Regions from separate parts of the Homo sapiens genome. Here region 1 is linked to region 2. Evidence: chromatin loops called from intact Hi-C (ENCODE). Cell type or tissue: Caco-2. All regions are shown on one strand.

Region 1 (2,500 bases), 190 kb after region 2:
TCCAGGTGAGTTTTCCCTGGGGGAACCTCCTGCTTGTCTCCTTGGGCACCCATGCCCTGTCGGCACCGATGACTCAGAATTCCTCTCTCTGCTCCTCCTCTCTCACCTGAGGTCTGATCTCCTCATTGCTTCTTGAAAGTCCCTGTTGGAATTCAATGCAGCCGCTGATTATTGGGCACCTCGCTGTGCCTGACGGTATGTGAAGAAGGAAGGGACATGGTGCGGGGCTGGCCCTGAAGAAGCTTGGAATCTTTGGGGAAGAATATGGGAAGGAGCTTGGCCTGAGAATGGGAGGCAGTAGAGCCTCGTGGTGGGCACCATGGCGGAGGGGTGGGGGTGGAGGGTCAGCATCCTGGCCTGCGTCCATTCCAATTCACCGCTTGCTAGATGCTTTGAATATCATCCTGGTGAAGGGCATCAGGATGTTAGACAAACTAGTTCCAAGCCCTGTGCTGGCCGCACTAGTTGCCGGGTGCTGCCTCTAGCCAGCTGTGTGACGCAGGGTAAGTTAACCTCTCTGAAACTTAGTGCTCACCTGTGGTATGAGGAACCCAAGGGGGCCCTCACCATAGTGTGCTGAGGATGAAATGAGATCTACAGCACTCAGCACTGTGCCCACACAGAACAGACACTTAGTCCACATCAGGGTTCATCACCATCTACTGAGTACCTGCCCTTGCCAGAGCTACACAGGCCACTTGACAGACTTTGCATCTCAACTGATCTCTGTGGCGGCTCTTTGAAGTTCATATGATTGACTCATTTCACAGATAAGGAAATAGAAGCTCTAATAGGATTATGACTTCCCCCAGCCTGAATGACCGGTAATTACAGAGTTTACAGAGTTGGAACTTGAGCCCAGATTTGGATTCTTCATGTCCCTCCTCCCCGGGCCCATCCTTCCTCCCAGGGCAGAACCAAGAGAATGAGTCAGTTAATGAACAAGTCAAGGGACAGGCTTGAGGCTCGCTCAGGTGGAAAGACAAAGCAATCTGCAATAACGCAATAGTGCAACTGAAACCAAAGCCCCCATCTACACAAGACCACCACATAGCCACACAACCCCACCGCCCCAGAGGAGCCTTTCCCATGGACTACAAAGGGTAGGGCGCCCCCTGGATGTGTACAGCATGACGGCCCTGAGTGTATCTGTCAGAGGCGGCAAAAAATGCCAGTGGCTAAGAGGATGGGCTTGGGGATGAGCAAGTGGCTTTGCCACTCAGTAGCCCTGTAACCTTTGGCAAGTCCCCTAGCCTCTGAGCCTCAATTTCCTCCTCTATAAGAAGAGGGTAACAATGGTGATTTCCTGGAGTTGGAGGAAGGAGTAAATGAGCTTTCCCATGTGAGCAACTTAGCACAGGGCCTGGCCTGGAGTAAGTGCTCAGCAAATGGCACTGTTGGCATTGCTATCATTAGCGGTGGTGTTGGCAGTTAGGAGGTGATGGAGCAAAATTGAACAGAGTTCCCTCTAGGGGCTTCACAGAAGTCAGGTGGACTCTGTGGCCTTTGAAGTATGGGTAGAATGTAGACAGGTGCAGAGGAGTAGCAAGGACATTCAGGAAGAGGGGAGAGGTGAGCAGAGGCTCAGAGGCAGAAATGAGCCTGACTGTGCTTGGCCAGGAGTGGGCTGGGGGCTGGGATAGGCAAAGCCAGGCCAGAGCACAAGGGCTTGAATGCAGGGTAGGAGATTTGGACTCGCTCTCCCTGGCAGTAGGGAGCCATTGTAGGTTCTTGAGCAGGACAGTCTAGCTGTGGTGTGGTAGGTGAATTGGAGGAGAGGACTTTGAAACCAGGCAGTCTGGGCTATGGCAACTGAGGTGGCTAAGAGACCAAGAGGTGAGAACACAGAGTTGATGGCCTCTAGATGTCCAGATTCTAAGGGCTGTAGAGGGGCAGTGGCTTCGCCCCTTCCTTCTCTTCATCTCATCATTGCAGCCGCTGCCAGCTGACCTCCCTGACTCCAGCTCCCCACACTGGCTCTGAGCTCTCTCTTGCCAACTGGACTTCTAGCAAGTCACGCCCCTATTCTAGAGCCTGCAGTGGCTCCCCATTGCCTGTCACCACATTAAAGCTTCCACAGAGTTCTGAGCGAGCACCCTACCCAAATGGAGAGCCCATCCCACCTGCCCATCCCAGCCTTCCTCAGCTCCCCAGTGCCTGTGCATAGCACATTCCTCCCTCAGCTCATCCAGACCCAACTCATCCCCTATTTTTTTCTTTTCTATTTTTATTTTTTATTATTATTATTTTTAGACAGGGTCTCACTCTGTTGCCCAGACTTCAGTGTAGTGGCTCCATTTCAGCTCACTGCACTGCAACCTCCACCTGCCAGGTTCAAGCGATTCTCCCACCTCAGCCTCCTGAGTAGCTGGGACTACAGGCATGTGCCACCACGCCTGGTTAATTTTTGTATTTTTAGTAGAGACGGTGTTTCACCATATTGGCCAGGCTGGTCTCGAACCCCTGACCTCAAGCAATTCTCCTGCCTTGGCCTCCCAAA
Region 2 (2,500 bases):
CTTTTCTTTACATCTATAGGCAAACATTTTTGGACTCAGACTCAGATACCATTGCCCCAAGGCGGACTCCCACTTTCTCATCTCCAAGTGGCTCTGATACAAAGTGATCTAATGCTTAAAATGAGAAAGGCTTTGAGGGTGTGCCGTGACTTTCATCTCTGCAGAGCCCCAGGATGTTTCTCCAGCCCCCTTCTCAATATGCAGGGAAGAGAAGCCTTAGACGGGCTTCAGGCTCAGGACAGCAGTGTCAGGGGCTCTGCGTAGGGGGTGTCCCTTCTAGAAAATGGCTCTGGGATGGCTGCTTGTGGACAGGATCCTGCTGCCTGTCTCTCTTTCCTGCCTAGTGAAAGCTCTGGGCCCCTGTGCCTTCTCCTTTACCTGCTTCTTTCTTCCTGAACTGGTGCCCTCTGTTTCTAATTACATGGAATTCTAGAGGGGTTCACTACAAGTCCAGCTTCCGTGCGAGCAAAAGACCCTTCTCCATTTTTGCCAGCAAGTTGGCAAGAGCTGTAGGGTAGGAGTGATGCGGTGGGCTCTAGAGCCATGGGTTCAAATCTTGGCCCTTGGCTATGTCACTCAATTTCTCAGGCCTTCCTTTTCCTCCTCCTTTTTTTTTTTTTTTTTTAAAGAAGGGGGCTATAACACCCATATTATAAGATTATTGCTGGTATTAAATTAATACATAGAAAGAACTTGGGACAGTGCTTTATTAAGTGCTCAGTAGCTCTCATTTTTACCCCATGTCAGATACTTCACTAGGTGCTGCATGGACACAATTCTCATTTAGATCTCACAACACCCCAGTTAAGTAGATGGAAATAAGATCTCCATTCTGCAGATGAGGAAACCAAGGCTAATGGAAGTTAGGGTCACATAGCAAGTAAGTAAGAGAGCTAGAATTCAACCAGGGCTGCCTGACTTCAAGGCTTATTCTCTTAATCTCTTTATCACACTTCAGGTCTCTCAAAGGCCTCCTTGTAAAGAAATTCCCACATATCTTTCTTATCTTTTTCTGGGACTTCCTAAATAAAACCCCTGGAGTCCAAGGGTAGCTGCAGCTATCTCAGGTCACATGATGAAAGGTGGGGGCAGTGTGGTGCTGGGTGACCTTGTGGTGAGCTGAACCCTATGATTGCCAGAGTCCGCCCCAACATGAATGCTGGGGACTAAACTGACTGGTAAGGAGTTCCCGTCCTCCTGGGGTGTCTGGCAGAATCAAGATGAGGTCTGAAGGGTCTTCAAGGAGTGAGAGCAGACAGGGTAAAAATAAACTTTCACATTAATCCATTATCCTAATGATCGTCCTAAAGATAAGCTTGATCAGATATGAGCATTGCTGAGATTGATTTGCCTAAAATAAGGATCTCATTTGCATTTTTCTGATTTTCCCCTACTTCATTTAGCCATATTAAAAGACAGCTGCAGCTCTCACCAAGGACAAACATTTGAAAGACATGGATATTGCCTACATGTATTTATGGTGCTTAGGATCCTCCCTACCCGCCTGTGTGTGCTATAATCTCTTTGATAGAGGAGAGGAGGGCAGATTCAGGAACCTCAAGGTGATAGCTCTGGCTTTCCTTTGATCACATTTTAAAACTTACATATTGGTAGAACCAAAGACTCTGCCTGGGTGGAAAGGATTGAAGAAGACCCCAATAATCTAGAGTCTAAATTAGAAAATTTAATTTCGCATATCTCTTTCATTAATTATTCATATCAGCCCTAAGAGATAGCTGGGGCAGGCATTTTTATTCCCATTTTACAGATGAGGAAACTGAGCTCCAGTGAGGTTAAGGTATACACCTTAGGCTATATGCCTTGCCAGTAGTGTCTAAGATCTCTTGACTCCGATGCCTGGGCCACAAACCTTCTGACTTCTAGGCCAGGGTTCTCTGCTAGTGGACCTAGATGCCTGGTAACAGCTCTGGGAAGAACCACTTGTCTCAGAGGGAAAGACTCGATCCTGGTCTTACAGGCAAGACCACACCTTTCATCAATTTGACCTCCAAAGGTTGTTTCATGGAGCAGACAAGGCCAGTGAAAATATCCATGAGCTGATGAGAAATGTTTGTGTGTGCTTCTTGGCAGAGCTGACCATGGACAATAAAAACCCATAAGGCCATTGCTGCTAAGCTTCAGAGAGATCCCACTGATCCTTTTGCTATCTTTGGCCTGAGGGCTAGTCAGGTGGACTACCTTTTGAGCGGGAAGAACTTGGAACGTGGGATCAGAGTCATGGATTGAGTCCTGGCTTTGCATTAATGTCAGCTGGTGTTTATAAAGGTGCCTTCTGTGAATAATTTATTATGTTATTTAATGTAGTACATTAGTATTTAAATACATTATTTAATACATTTATCTAGTACATTATTTCACTTAATACCACAGCACTCCTATGAGGTGATACTAATGTCATTGTCCCCATTCCATGGATAGGAAAAGAAATTCATAGACATAGAAGGTAAATAACTTACCCAAGCTACTCAGGCTTGTTCTC

The links. Hi-C counts contacts between places; a loop is a spot of excess contacts. Peaks named below come from ENCODE experiments on the same cell type or tissue, not always from the same donor. Only the 100,000 strongest peaks of a DNase experiment are listed, where the experiment ranks them.
Region 1: a loop joins it to region 2, with 11 times the contacts of the local background. A loop is called at or near these places in 2 of 110 quality-filtered maps.

The regions. Positions count from the first base shown.
Region 1 is chr17:27,796,205-27,798,704 of GRCh38, reverse strand. NOS2 (nitric oxide synthase 2) reads left to right here. Exons shown (of 27, transcript NM_000625.4): 2 at 1-5. Among named protein-coding and RNA genes, the nearest start is that of NOS2, 3.1 kb to the left of the region's middle. In Caco-2, a CTCF peak has its summit at 1,091; DNase peaks (open chromatin) are centred at 103, 814 and 2,026.
Region 2 is chr17:27,981,449-27,983,948 of GRCh38, reverse strand. The region is part of intron 2 of LINC01992 (long intergenic non-protein coding RNA 1992); the gene reads left to right. Among named protein-coding and RNA genes, the nearest start is that of LINC01992, 9.0 kb to the left of the region's middle. In Caco-2, no CTCF peak of the experiment used is centred here; a DNase peak (open chromatin) is centred at 1,078.